Linked DNA regions of Homo sapiens: all the other regions are linked to region 1. A link is a contact called in ENCODE Hi-C or POLR2A ChIA-PET data. All regions are on one chromosome and are shown on one strand. The core of a region is the stretch at or near the end of the contact, and the rest is flanking DNA. Distances in the headings are between cores, read along the strand shown. Region 1 has its middle 52 kb from the start of TLR10. Region 2 overlaps TBC1D1 (TBC1 domain family member 1). Region 3 overlaps TBC1D1 (TBC1 domain family member 1). Region 4 overlaps TBC1D1 (TBC1 domain family member 1). Region 5 has its middle 160 kb from the start of LINC02513.

Region 1 (2,782 bases), core at 207-2,706:
ATAGTCTTAAACATGCTCACAATATATATGTTTATGTATCTTTGTAAGCATATGCCTAATGCCTAAAATGGAATATGGATGTATACATGTTTGCACAAATACACATATGTGTGTATATACATAAGGCATATGCATACACGTGAAGAGACATATATATAATCTTCAAATTTTCAAGAAAACAAATTGTTAAATTGAGGGTACTACCTCAGAAACCAAACTTTATTAAATTTTCCCAAAAGCAGAAATAAAAGGCAGTCTATAGATTATTTTGCTATCAGAGACAACCAACAAGCCCAACAACTTTGGAAGTGCCTGGCTGATATGAAAGTTATTCTTTTTTCTTTTTCTTTTTAATTAAAAATTAATTAATTAATTAATTAATTAATTAATTAGAGACAGTGTTTCACTCTGTTGCCCAAGCTGCAGTGCAGTGGTGCAATCACAGCTCACTGTAGCTGCAAACTCATGGGTTCAAATGATCTTCATACCTCAGCCTCTCAAGTAGCGGGGACCACAGGCATGTGTCAATTTTTAAATTTTTTTGTAGAGGGGGAGTCTTGCTAGGTTGCCTAGGCTGGTCTCAAACTTCTGGCCTCAAGTGATCTCCCACCTTAGCTTCCCAAAGTGCCAGGATTACGGGCATGGCCACTGTGCTTGGCTTACCTTTTTTCTTTGAAGAAGATGTTTTTATTGGAATAGAGTTAGCAGTTTCTTCCCTCCTCTTAGTATCTAGAATAATGAGCCTAGTGCGGTGGCTCATGCCTGTAATCCTGGCTCTGGGATTGTTAGAATTTCTGATGCCCGTGAAAGTGACCCTTAGGGTTGAGAGAGAGGAGAAAAGCTTTCTCTTAGATTTTATTAATAACCAAGAGAATTATGATGATGATATTAATAATAGCAATAATTAATATATAATTAACACATAACACTCCCTATGTGCCAGGCACCATTCTAAGTGTTTTGACATTTGCTTTGTTTGTGCCTCAGTGTTTGAGATGTTATCTCGTTTATGTCTCATAAGTACTCTCTGAGGTAGGCTCTAATATGATCATCCCAACTTTACAGATGAGGAAGGTGAGGCACAGAGAGGTTTAATGACCTGCCAAAAGTTACAGAGCAGTTGCAGAAGCAGGATTCGAACCCCGGCAATCTGGCTCTAGATTGCCACATTACCCTTAGCAGTCCTGCTCTCACGCAAGGCCGCCCTGGAAGGACAGGAAGAAGAACCCTCTGAGCCGCGAGAAGGTGCTCCGAGAACCCTCAAGAGGACCCCGGCCCTGAACTAGAAGCTCCGCGTGCCTGGGCCTCCCTCTCCAGCAGGGGGCGCACACAGCCCGCATTTTCTGGACTCCTCTAACCACAGATACCTCGGCTTATTGAGAACTGGAACTCCTGACCTTTTGTGGGAAAGGCTCTGATCTCAAAACTTTCTCTAGCATTCTTGAAGTATTTACAGTGTACTAATCAAAGGAATGATCCGGTACATGGACATAACCAAGGGAATGATTCAGGACCGTTCTTGGAGGACCTACAATGTGTATCAATAAGCAGAAACCCAGGAAGCCTGTATAGGCCCCAAGCTTATAACAGCGCTGCCTGATTCCAGATGAACCACAAACACTCCAAGCCGGGGTTTTTCTCACCACACCCGAAGACATTCTATTAAAATAGCCCTGTTCGTGGGTGGCCTCCCATGCATGAGTCCTCTCACATGGTCTGCGTGCTGATGGGGCTGTGCTGAACTCACCGCATTGGCCTATGGAACACGTGCTGAGGTGTTTTCTCTCTAGTGACCTTTGTCACATCCTTTGCAAGAAATTAGCTCAGAGGAGCAATCCCTGAAGGCCAAACCTCAACCTGCACCAGAGGCAGACAGGAGACGAGGTTTGGTAGAATTTGTACCTCTCATGGTGGTGGGAGGAGGAGAATGGCTCTGTGAAGCGCTCCTTCCACCCTTTTAATGCTGTGCAATAAAGACTGAGTTAGGGGCTCAGGCCTGTAATCCCAGCATTTTGGGAAGTCAAAGTGGGTGGACTGCTTGAGCCCAGGAGTTCCACACCAGCCTGGGCTACATGGCAAAACCCTGTCACTACAAAAAATACAAAAATTAGCCAAGCACGGTGGCGTGTACCTGTAGTCTCAGCTACTCAGGAGGCTGAGGTGGGAGGATCCCTTGAGTCTGGGAGGTGGAGGCTGCCGTGAGCCGTGATTGTGCCACTGCACTCTAGCCTGGGTAAGATCCTGTCTCAAAATTTAAGAAAAAAAAAAAAAAGACTGAATGAGGGGGCTAACTTTGAATGGGGACCTCTCAGACTCAGAGCAGGAACAAAGTTGATTGCCCTGGGACTTTAAAAGTTTCTTCAAAATCCTATACATTTGTCAGCTGCTCTCAGGAGCCTTAGCAGGCTTCAGGGGTCTCTCATCCCCTCTGCTATGGTCTGAATGTTTGTGTTTCCCTAAAATCCATATGTTGAAATCCTACCCCCTAAGGTGATGGTACTGGGAGCTGGGTCTTTGGGAGGTGATTAGGTCATGAAGGCAGAGGCCTCCTGAATGGGAAGAGTGCCCTCATCAAAGATGCCCAAGAGAGACCTCCCACCCCTTCCACCTTGGGAGGACATGGTGAGAAGGCACCATCTATGAACTAGAGGGCAGAACCTCGCCAGATGCCAGCTCTGCCTGTGCCTTGATTTTGGAGTTCCAGCCTCTGGAACTGTCAGAAATGAATTTCTGTTGTTTATAAGACATCCAGTTGGCCGGGCCTGGTGGCTCACGCCTGTAA
Region 2 (2,782 bases), core at 157-2,656, 700 kb after region 1:
TACAAACCAAGACCACAAGTCAAAACCCCAAAAAACACAGGTCATATACTCATGTTAGAGTCACTGCTAAAGGACCTCATGGCTGGCCAATGAGATTAGAAACCGTGGCTGACACTGTACACCAGCCCAAGTGTTCAGGGAAGGCACGTGACTGCCAAAGCCACCTAGAAGGTAGAAACCTTATGTGGAGATTTGCTAAGTGTACACCCCATGAAAACTGCACACTTGGTTTAGGGTCCAGACGCAAAGGCTGCCGTAGGACAGGGCACACCACTGAGCACACAAGTGTCTTTGGAACACGTACGTGGGGAGTGTTCAAAAAGAAAAAGGGAACATACTTTTGGGAAACTGAGAAACTTGTACATCCTTCACTGATTTTTCTCTAGATTTCTGGCCAACAGGTAACTTTAGCAAATATAAAATGTGTATGTTTTGAAGCTATTAATGGTTCATTATGAATGGACTCACATGGAGTCCAAAAGACAAAGGAAATGGTCTGTGGTACCATGTAACATAGGGACTCCCAAACCTGAAGATCTTCCAAGGGAGAGATCTGCAGAGAGCCCCAGCTTCTGCCTTGAGACCCCACAAAGAGAAAAGCTAAATAAGGCTGTAGACAGTGGAGGAGGGGAGGGAGACTCTGTATTTCCACCATGCAAAATGGAATTAATCCAAGTTCTAACCTGAATAGCACATAAGTCAGGCTTGCCAACATTGTATCTGATTTGTGACCTAGCATTTATATCACAAAGGACGTTCAGGTACTTTTTGTAATTCCAAAGGCAGCCATGCAATGTCCTTCCAGGTTTACAAAGAAGAAAGGCGAGGTGACAAACCAGCTCCCTGCAAGCCAAGCAGCTCATCTTGGTGGCATCCACTCTTACACTCAATTCTTGCTGCTCTAAGCCAGTCCTCTTATTAGAGCAACTGTTCTGCCTCCACTATGGTGCAGGCAGAAACTTTTCTTATCTTCTCAAGCATACATAGTCTAACACTCCCAAATTTCCCCTCTATGTGCAACAAAGGAAAATAAAACATAGGGAGAAAAAAAGGTATCAGAGTTTCAGAAAATCCTCAAAACGTTGTTTATACAGAGACTTGGCAGAGACTTGGCAACAATTACAAGAGACAAAAATGCCATACCTGCTTCATCTCCCCAATATGGATGTGTTCTTTCTGTTTCTCTTCATATAAACATCTCAGAAAAGAAATAATCAATTCATTCTCTCGCTGCTCATTTCTCGGTCTCAATTTCTTTAAAACAAAAATCAGAAACAGGATTTATTTTTAATCGTCAACAATATTGCTAAGCCGTCTTTTTAAATGCTAACAGCTTCCATCCACTAAACTAGTGCTTTTACTCAATCATCTCACCAGGGGGCACCAATGATCCTAAAAGTAGAGAGAATTTTTAAAAAGGAACAGTGGAGCCAGTGGGCCAGATTTAGCTTTTCATCTCTGATGTCCTCCCATCTAAAAATGAATCTTTAATATCAGATAGAGACACAGTCAAAATGTTTAACAAATAAATAGTTTTTAAAACAAGAGGAAAAACACAAAATCCATATAAATACCCAAAGGTCAGGGGCCATGATGACCAAACATTGACAAACTCTTAGGGAACGGGCAAGGAAAACAGCAACGGGATTCAGTGTCATAATTTCCTATGTCGAATGTGTTCACCGTGAAGCACTCTGTGGAATCCCCATGGGGCACCCCCTTCCATACAAAACTTCATGGCATGTACATTTCTTTCTTCTTTCTTTAAAAAAAAAATTCTCTCTATGCCTTTTAACTTTTAGACAGGGTCGTGGCACAGCACACTGGACCAGAAGTCAGGACATGTAGGTTCCGGCTGCTGCCGAGAAGTGTGAAGCCAAGCCCCTTAATTCTAGCTTCCCTGTCTGCTGAAGTGAGGATGGTGCACAGAGGAAACTCTATGGTCTCCTCCTGCTCCCAAATGCTTTGGATTTGAAATGCCAGAGTGAATTTTTTTAAAGTCCACCTAATTTAATGTATGATTTTATCATATATGAAGAAAGTAAAATGAATTGTTTTGGGATACACAAAGTTTTTAGTCTATAAATTTTGAAAATACATCTTTTTTTATGTTGACAAGTATCCATTGCCTGTTCCTCCCCTCTCCCTACTCCAAATTTCCAGACTGTTCTTTAAAACAAATTCAGTGACATAAATGGATCAACTACACAAGGATCTGAATCTGGGTCAACACCACTCTTGGTCACTTCTTCCCCAGCTAACTAAGGAAGCAACTTTACCCTGCACATAATAAGCATTCAAAGCAAAGGTAACACTAACCCAGACTTTCTGACAGTCCTTTCTTAAAGAAACCCAGTCCTTTCTTAACGAAAAAGATTAAAGGTAAGTTGTTCTTGTTACTTAAGGAAAGGATAGTTAATGATTAGAAGGGTTTGTTTTCATTGAGGCCTTCCTGTTCTTTCAAATTTCGGACTGAAATATTAAATATTTTGGAGGCTACAGCAGACACTCTCAACCTGGACTCCAGGCTGTGAACCCCAATATTACAAAATTTTACAAGTTATATGCAAAAAGTGGATTTCTCTGGAGAAAGTGGGCATTAGATTCTCAAAAAGGAAAGTGGCAGTAATGCCACAATCCCAACTTAACACTGCTAGATCAAAGGGTTATGGGTACACTGAGCCCAAATGTCCACAAAACAACAAGAACTCCCATTTATGGTTGGCGGGGATGCAAAACAGTACAGCCACTTTGGAAAACAGGCCAGCAGTTTCTTGTAAAA
Region 3 (2,782 bases), core at 110-2,609, 640 kb after region 1:
GATAGAATGCCTATCTCTCTAAGTACATAGTACAGCAGGTCCTCAAATAATGTCTTTATGCTCAATGTCGCTTTCTTATAATGTTGACAAGAAAAAAATGGATTCTTAGCCCGGGGCCATTATCTGTGTGGAGTTTGTGTTCTCTTCATGTCTGTGTGGGTTTTCTCCAAGTGCTCCAGTTTCCTCCCACATCTCAAAGATGTGCACATTAGGTTAATCAGTATGTCTACATGGTCCCAGTCTGAGTGTGTGTGTGAGTCACCCCAAGATGGAATGGCATTCGGTCCAGGGCTGGTTCCTGCCTTGCATCCCAAGCTGTAGGGATAGGTTCTGGCCCCCTGAGACCCTGAAGTGGAATAAGTGGAAAAATAATTACTTCTTTCTTTTTTTTTTTTTTTTTAAGATGGAGTCTCACTGTGTTGCCCAGGCTGGAGTGCAGTGGCACCATCTTGGCTCACTGCAACCTTCGTCTCCTGGGTTCAAGCGATTCTCCTGCCTCACTCTTCCAAGTAGCTGGGATTACAGGTGTGCACAACCACACCTGGCTAATTTTTTTTTGTAATTATAGTAGAGACAGGGTTTCACCACATTGGCCAGGCTGGTCTCGAACCCCTGACCTCAGGTGATCTCCCTGTCTCAGCCTCCCAAAGTGCTGGGATTACAGGAGTGAGCCACTGTGCCAAGCCAATAATTATCATATTTGTATTAATCTTGCTTAAATGTTTGCATATCTCACGTTTACATCAATATTTAATATTAGAAGTGTCTTGGGTCTTTATTTAGAAGTTTGGTGATGTTTTTGTGCCCAGAAATATGCCATAGGAACTTAACTCTTGTTTTTATCAATAAACCCTTAGTAAAATTTGTTTCATTATACATCATTTTGCTTAAATTCGCAGTTTCCATGAACCTATTGGCAACATTAAGTGAATACTTACTGTACACTCTGGCTGATTCTTATCAAATCTTGCATCTATATTTAATGTAAAAGTTCTGCCCTGCCCCAATCCACCCCGACAAAACTTACTAAATATTTTTAAGCAATCAGGCTGTTATTGCTAGTTATTTTTTTATCAGCAATCCAGGTCCTGTACACACTAATACAATGGATTAATACTTCCAACATTATATTAAGCAAGTTTATTGTGTTTTCACCACAAAGATAAACACATGTGGAACTTTACAGAGCTAAGAAGAGAAATGAAGTCAAACAGTAAAAATAAAAGACCACAAAAACTGAACACTGCCAAGAAGCCAGATGAAATGAGGAAGCATTAGAAGAATGTTGGCAAGGGCCAGTAAACTTAATGCAACACCTGGCAAGGGGTTCCAGGTAACCTTAGGAAACTCTTGCCTTTTCATTCTAGTCTGTCTGGTCATTGCTTGCACAGCAGAATGTATTCTGCTTTTGTGGCACACTGGTTTTGCCTCACCAATTATAGCTGTCCTCACCACAAAGAAGCCAGCTGTGAGCACCGTTCCCATTTTATAGCTATGCCCTGATTTTACATGGCTGTCATTTGCAAGAATATTGGCCAGTATTGGCATTAAAGTTTGACCTACATGATGAACATAACTGCCTTTTTCCTCTTCAACAAAAATCCCAAGATACACACGAACATAACTGCTGTGCTCCCGAGCTGTCATTTAACTGATGACACATGCAGTAATGCCATCACTACCAAACATCTTTTAGACATCTGCTTTTAAAATTACCTTCACAAAAACATAAGAAAGTGGCAGAAAAACTGGGTTGGAAGAAAACAGCACTCACCTGCTCTAAACGCCCCCCAGTGTGCTATCATCTTCCACAGCACCCTGATGAGAGGACCCGTCTTTCTCAGCTTCAAAACTGCATGTTGGAAAGCTTACTAGCCTATTCCAACTGTGGGGTTACTTTCATGTCGAAAGGTCTTATTCCTTTATATCTCATTTTCTGTTTTCAGTCAAAAGATATAGACACTATCTCTTTACATTCTATGAATTCGTACTTTTCAACTGCAGAAACTATGTTGCTCGTACACAGTGTTGTCATAACTCACAAGCATTGTAGGGACATGCACAGAGAACGTCTATCCACTCGCTATGACACTAGCTATGCAACTGAAACTCACAGATGCAACACATTCTCAGGAGCTTATTCCTCAGAGTTGGTGTCTTAATGACTTTTTAGCTCTATACAAGCATCAAGGTCATTTTAAAAGATCAAAATTTGCAATCAAGAATGATGCTGAATGAAATGTACTGTAATTCCAAAATTGTTCTGGGGCAATGGCAGGGTGACTGAACCATCTGCTACATCTTCCCTTTGAAAGAGATTATGCAGACTTCCTGCTCAAAATCTTCACTACTTTATCACCGGGCAGTTCTCTAGATACCCTAAGACTCATGCTCTTTCCAAAGAGTATGTAAACTTTGCATCTTAAGCTACTTTGAAGATAACATTAATTGGTTCCAGTGTCAGCATGGAAACAGGAAATGAACAAAATCTAAACTTTCAAAGTTCATGTCATATTTTGACACTATTGATATCAGTACAGGTAGAACTCAGCTAATTCTTTTTTTTCAGATTACTTGCAAATCACTGAAAAAGCACACAGAGTGAAGTTACGTATGTTAATGACTTACACAAGAAAAGTTCATACCTAACACACAGGCACAGACCATGGCTGAGGATAAAGTAGAGAGAGAGAGAGACAGAGGGGAAAACAAAACAAAATGAAAAGCACCTTTCAGCGTGTTAGAGCTTAGATTTAAAGCTTGGATCTCAGAAGTTCTAAAC
Region 4 (2,782 bases), core at 105-2,604, 600 kb after region 1:
ACAAAGCTGCAAGGTACCTGGCCCCTCTGCAAGGGGGACTGGCTCTCATCTTCTTTCTTGCTGGCCCATCTCAGAGCAATTCCACTAGAGTTGTAATTACTGGGGATCTAGAGCCTTCCTGTCATCCTGGCTCTTAGGTTCTTCATAGTTTTCAGTCAAGTTCCAGAATTTTGGTACTGAAGAAAATTTCTCTTCTGTTTGCCAAAGTAGGAATGACTATTTCCATACTTTCGATGTTTTGCCGAAAAGATAAAACTATTTTAAGTTACTGAAGCAATAGAGCTACATTATTGGAAGCTTGAAAAATAAAAGAAAAATCACCAAATACAACTTTTATATCTAGCTATATTTCCTATTTCCTAAAAGCATGTTTTTCTAGTTCTAAACATAACCAACATAAAATTTCCTATCCCACTTTTCCTTTACTTAACATTGTATCAAATAAGAGCTTTTTCATGTCGCTATATATAACTGGCTTCATGATATTCTACCAGCTCAACCTACCATCATCATATTAATCCAGTCATCAAGTGTTAGACATCTAGTTCCAAGTTTCTGTTATTATAAGTGACAAGTCTAGGAGAATAACCTTATACATATGGCTTCCCTCATATTTTGGATTATTTCCTGAGGATACATTCCAAGAAACGGGATGACTGAGTCAAAGGGTATGAATATTTTACTGGCTTGGGATATGTTTCGCCAAATTGTCTCCCAACAGCCACTAATCAATGTGCACTGCCATCAGCAACATGCTAATGTTCTGCATACAGTATACCCTTGGTGCTGGGTACTGGCATCAAGAAATGTCTTTCTATTATCTAGTAGAGTAAAGCATTATATGTTACATAAGTTTAAATTACACATGAAGCCAAATACTTTCCCAGATATTTGTTTACTAGATATCTCCTCTTCGGTGAATTGTCTGTTTATGTTCTTGGCTCATTTGCTATTGTAGACTCAGCATTTCTCTTCACAGTCCATGGACACTGATTAATAAAGTCATGAACCCTGATGGTTTGCAGAACTCGCCACAGAGCTTCCGCCTTCCTAACCCCCTGCCCTCCAATCTGCTGGTCCCATTGTCATACCAAGGGCTGGAGAGTGGGAACAGTCGGCCTGGTATCAGCAACAAGGGGGCACACACTATCTGTAGTGAATTACAAAAAACATCAAACCCACTAAAAGTCCCTCTGCTTGTTATTACCACTGCATGTGAGCAATTTTCAACAACGCCAGTGGTAAACCACTTCTCCCCGCCACGCCCCACCCTCCTGGTATGGCACCAGTTGTCCTCGTACAAAACTACTCCTTTTCCACGGTGCAAACTGCCCAAGAAGTGACGGCTCCCCCACAGGCAGAAGAGGCACCTTTGCCCCTGATTTGAGGTGTGTCTTCTGAATACAGGAACCCTGGTTTCTAACCTACAAGCTCAACTGGAACAGGGGCTCCTTTGTTCATTGTGTTTCTAACAGAGTTGCCCACAGCAGGGTTTCTCAGCTGTTTGTGTGTATGTGAATCCCCTGGTGATCTCACTGAAATGCAGATTCTGATTCAGCAGGTCTCGGGTGTGGCCCCAGATGCTGAGTTTCTAACAAGCTCTGACATGATATGATGACAATGCTGGGCTGAGGCCATGCTCTGAGTGGAGCCTAAAGGATGCTGAAAATAGGCTATTTGCCCTGCCTCCCACAGCCACCCTTCCTCTTTTTCTTCCTTAAACTGAGCTGAGACTTCACAGCCACAGAGCACCCACTGTGACAAGAATACAACACTGACCTCCTTTCCTTTGTTACTAATTATTCCCAAAGTTTCCATTCTTCTTGGGTCAGAAGATGTAGATGGTTTATTCAATGGACAGGTCCTTTGGTAAGTACACTGCCACAAAGGCTTCAGACACCCTTGGTCTTCTGTCCTGGGCTCTGTCACCTTTGGAATTGCCCTCTCTGGCTGCTTTCAGCCTGTCCACATTGAGCCAGAGCTCCAGAGCCCTGTCCTTGGCCACCTCTTCCACCCAGGATCCAGCTGTGTCCCAGTTGCTCAGGCTGAGACTATCTATACAGGGAAGGCATTTAATGAAATGGAACCACAGCTATCACAGAGGACCACCCAGATGCCCTCACTTCCTGCCCCACCCCATCTGTACACAGGGCAGTATGCTCCACCATCTGCAATGGAAGCATCCATTACATCTACTCTGAAGACCCCCAAGATTTGGGCCTGGGGGATCTCTAAGGCTGCAGAGGAATCATGCTGGACCCCATGTCTGCTTTCTGTGTAGAACTTAAGACTACAGCACCCTCTGGATGGGAGGGGGCAGTAGGAAAGCAGAAAGCCTGACAGAGAACACTCAGATGTCAAGTTCAGATAGAAACACCAGAGGGAAAGAGGGGAGAGATGCGGGTAGATCTACTTTCTATAAGGACCACTGATAAAAACCCGGGCCCTAAATGCAAATTTTTGTGCTCCCGATACCCCCAAAATGTTGAACACCTCAGGTTCTGAGAATTGCTCTCTGCTCTCATTCCTGTACCTTCTCACATGCTGTGATCCTTTAGTTCAGGGATCAGCAAACCACCACCTGTGGACCAAGCCCATCACGCTGCACAGTTTTTAAAATAAAGATTTTTGCAACATGACCCATCATCCCCTTACATGCTGTCATGGATTGTTTGTGCTGCAAAGGCCGAGGTGAGTAGCTGTCGCAGAGGTGAGTAGTTGTGACGTTATGACCCGTGAAGCCTAAAATATATACTGCCTGGCCTTCTTTGGAAAATGTCTG
Region 5 (2,782 bases), core at 91-2,590, 530 kb after region 1:
AGCCCTGAATCCAATCTGAAATGAGGCTCATTGGTCACCCTAACTACACAGAGTTGTTTAGAGACTTAGATAACATCATTCTCTAGAGAAAGGCTTTGTAAGGTGTTATAGATATTATTATTATTTTAATCTTGACCTTCTCATTTTTATACTAGCTACTCCTCCTTTGTTTATGCCTGCCATCAGTTTTATAAAGCAGCCTCTTGTGTCTTCATCCAAGTTGTTCAAAGAGAGATGGGGTGGCTATAGAGAGAGCGAGAGTGAGAACCCCGGACAGGACCTGGCTGAGGACAAAGGTCTATTGTTCAACACCAGCTGCCTCCCTCTGGCTGTCATTAATCAGCACATCTGATTAATGACAGCATAATTTTTTAACCAGCCAGCACTAATCTATTTGTCCTAAATCAGCCAATGTTTCTCAGTCTTCTTCGAAAAGAGATCATGAAAGGGTCTGTCAAATCCCTTGATGAAATCTGAAATTCTAACCTCATGACCGCCCCTTGATCTGGCAGTCCAATTTTCTAACAACGGAAATCAGGTTTGCGGAGCCATGTTCGCCCTCACTGAGCTCATGCTACCCTCCAGATTACCGTTAGCACTGCCCATGAGTCACTTGTTCTAAATGTGTTCTAGAATGTTCCTGGGGGAGTATCCCTCCTCAGGGTGAGAGGACACAGGAGTCCTGATGGCGTGCCAGCTTGGTGAGGAGAGCAGGGAGTCAGGTGCCAGGCTTTGTCTGAGAATCATATACAGGACAGTATGGGTGAGCAGCAGAAATCTACAGACATTCATTTAGGGAGACCCCAAGCTATCAGTGAGGGGACTCAAATCAAAGGCCCAGGGTATAGGCAAGTTGAGAATTAAGGCAGTAGGATTAAGCTATAGGCAAGTTGAGAATTAAGGCATTAAAGAATAGCACCACCACAAGGATATGGAACCAAGACTGGGAGTAGATGGAGTAGCTGAATATATCCATCCAAGCTGAGGGATTAACATGAAGTTCAGATGAATTCCACTAGTCTACTACAGTTCTAGTGTCCAGCCTGATTCATTAGCCCAGCCACAGAGATGGTGGCTTTTTCTCTAGAGTTTGGTTTTTGTTTTGTTTTGTTTTGTTTTTTGTTTTTTTGTTTTTCTTGATAAAGCAACCATCCTTGACACACAAAACTCAAGCTTATCTCATTTCAGAAGTTCACTTTCTCCCACCCCTTGAAAAATGCATCCATTTGCGTGTATCTGGTCTTCCGATGCCTTCCCTATCACCTACAGCTTTTGAAAAATTACTGGCAGCTTTTCTTTCATCACAGCCAGTTCTTTCAGCAGAGTTGAGTCAGGGTTAAGAACATGAGCGTTCCTGCCAGGCAGACCTGGGCACATGCCCCTGATAGTCCATTTATTTCAGTGGGACCTTGAGTCATGAACTGCTTTGAGCCTAAACTCTCTCATTGAATAATAGGAATAATAATAATCTACTTCATAGGATTGCTGTGAGGCTTCAATGAGATGGTGCATGTACAGCATAAGGCCTAGTCCCTGAATACCATGCATGCTCCACATATATTCCTATGGTCAAGTGCATCATTATTCCCAATTGTTCACTGCTGCCAGGATCAACACCCTTTGCCATGGGACTTTGCAGTTCTCATGGGACCTTGCTAGAGATGGAGTGTACAGCCCATCCCACTGGTTTTGGGCTTGAGTGGCTTGTGACTTGATTCAGCCAATGAAATGTGGGCAGAAGAAACAATGTGCCCATAATACACACAGGCCTTATGTATTGTGTATTTCCATTCATCTCATATGTGCTTCTGGCATTGCCAAGAGAAGAACATGCCCCGGAACGCCCACTGGTACCAGAATAATAAAAGACTCCTAGAGCAGACCTCGACCCAATCCACAGCCTAGAGCCATGCCCGGCAGAGCTCAGCCAAGATCAGCCAAACCCCAGTCAGCCCACAAACATATGAACAAGAAATAAGTGTTTATTGCTGCACACCACAGATTTTTGGAAGGGTTTTAAGTGGCATCCTTGTGATAAGAATTTATACTTACCTTGTCCACTGCTTAGAGATTTAAGTTTATTTAAAGCTTAATGGGCTCATTTCCCTTTTACTCCAGTTTCCACCAAGCTTCAATTTAAGGGTAAGAGCATGGGTTTTGGAACCCATGGGCTTGGGAGCAAAGGCTCCCAAGAAAAATGAGCTGCTCTTTCCTTTTCTTGATAAGCTTATTATCCTTTGTGCAATTTGGAGAGCCTCATCTCCAGATCTTTACAGAACAGACAGAGTGAATAGAGTTCATAGGGGTTGAGGCATTTGGCTTTGTCTCAGACTTTTCTGTTCATTCATTCACATTTATGTGGCACCTGGCACACACCAGGCACTGTTCTAGGTCCCAAGAATCTGGTGGTTAATAAGGCAAGTGAAGTCACCCCTCTCATGGAGCTTACATTCTAGAAGAGTTCAAAGTAGGTAATGAATAAGGCAATAGTAAACTAGATAATTCCACATAGCAATGAACATTGTGAAATACATTCAAAAGGGTGATATGGCTAGAGAATGACAGAGTATAGAGTGCAGGACAGGCTGATGATCAGGGAAGGTCTCATGGAAGCAATGACACCTCCCATTTTCCAAATGAGAGAAATGTTCCTCTTTAATCCTCCTTGCTCCACACTTACCCAGAGTAGCTCTTCTTGTTTTTAACACTGTAACAAGTTAGGATTTCTTTACAGCACGTAACCACCTGCCACTCTTGGTAGAGATCCAAGCAAGTCTTTTGA

The links. Hi-C counts contacts between places; a loop is a spot of excess contacts on that map. ChIA-PET counts read pairs that join two places held with the same protein, here RNA polymerase II (POLR2A). Pooled maps may share reads with other maps.
Region 2: a loop to region 1 is called in a pooled map, with 5 times the contacts of the local background. The contact joins two enhancer-like sites. A Hi-C loop is called at or near these places in 6 of 50 pooled maps. POLR2A ChIA-PET finds 5 or more read pairs at or near these places in 3 of 52 experiments (CD4-positive, alpha-beta T cell, Caco-2 and WTC11).
Region 3: a loop to region 1 is called in a map of astrocyte of the cerebellum, with 6 times the contacts of the local background. The contact joins two enhancer-like sites. A Hi-C loop is called at or near these places in 2 of 168 maps with a recorded cell type or tissue (GM11168 and astrocyte of the cerebellum) and 5 of 50 pooled maps. POLR2A ChIA-PET finds 5 or more read pairs at or near these places in 4 of 52 experiments (GM12878, H1, activated B cell and 1 more).
Region 4: a map of GM12878 shows a loop between it and region 1 (4-fold over the local background). The contact joins two enhancer-like sites. A Hi-C loop is called at or near these places in 4 of 168 maps with a recorded cell type or tissue (CD4-positive, alpha-beta memory T cell, GM12878, naive thymus-derived CD4-positive, alpha-beta T cell and 1 more), 32 of 37 single-sample maps with no recorded cell type and 15 of 50 pooled maps. POLR2A ChIA-PET finds 5 or more read pairs at or near these places in 1 of 52 experiments (naive thymus-derived CD8-positive, alpha-beta T cell).
Region 5: a loop to region 1 is called in a map of right lobe of liver, with 3 times the contacts of the local background. The contact joins two enhancer-like sites. A Hi-C loop is called at or near these places in 2 of 168 maps with a recorded cell type or tissue (pancreas and right lobe of liver) and 1 of 50 pooled maps. POLR2A ChIA-PET finds 5 or more read pairs at or near these places in 1 of 52 experiments (naive thymus-derived CD4-positive, alpha-beta T cell).

Annotation. Positions count from the first base shown.
Region 1 is chr4:38,729,850-38,732,631 of GRCh38, reverse strand. No RefSeq gene overlaps it. Among named protein-coding and RNA genes, the nearest start is that of TLR10, 52 kb to the left of the region's middle. RefSeq lists an enhancer at 1,417-1,786. Within about 2 kb of position 1,456, at least 4 of the 41 ENCODE cell types and tissues checked have a DNase peak (open chromatin) inside an H3K27ac peak, as active enhancers do; they include GM12878, where a contact is called at or near this core.
Region 2 is chr4:38,034,060-38,036,841 of GRCh38, reverse strand. TBC1D1 (TBC1 domain family member 1) reads right to left here. Exons shown (of 22, transcript NM_001396959.1): 8 at 1,144-1,254. Among named protein-coding and RNA genes, the nearest start is that of PTTG2, 75 kb to the right of the region's middle. Within about 2 kb of position 1,406, at least 2 of the 41 ENCODE cell types and tissues checked have a DNase peak (open chromatin) inside an H3K27ac peak, as active enhancers do.
Region 3 is chr4:38,090,353-38,093,134 of GRCh38, reverse strand. All of the region lies in intron 15 of TBC1D1 (TBC1 domain family member 1), which reads right to left. Among named protein-coding and RNA genes, the nearest start is that of PTTG2, 130 kb to the right of the region's middle. Within about 2 kb of position 1,359, at least 2 of the 41 ENCODE cell types and tissues checked have a DNase peak (open chromatin) inside an H3K27ac peak, as active enhancers do.
Region 4 is chr4:38,127,868-38,130,649 of GRCh38, reverse strand. All of the region lies in intron 20 of TBC1D1 (TBC1 domain family member 1), which reads right to left. Among named protein-coding and RNA genes, the nearest start is that of PTTG2, 170 kb to the right of the region's middle. RefSeq lists enhancers at 791-1,643, 1,264-1,683, 1,764-1,923, 1,644-2,497. Within about 2 kb of position 1,354, at least 13 of the 41 ENCODE cell types and tissues checked have a DNase peak (open chromatin) inside an H3K27ac peak, as active enhancers do; they include GM12878, where a contact is called at or near this core.
Region 5 is chr4:38,202,386-38,205,167 of GRCh38, reverse strand. No RefSeq gene overlaps it. Among named protein-coding and RNA genes, the nearest start is that of LINC02513, 160 kb to the left of the region's middle. Within about 2 kb of position 1,340, at least 4 of the 41 ENCODE cell types and tissues checked have a DNase peak (open chromatin) inside an H3K27ac peak, as active enhancers do.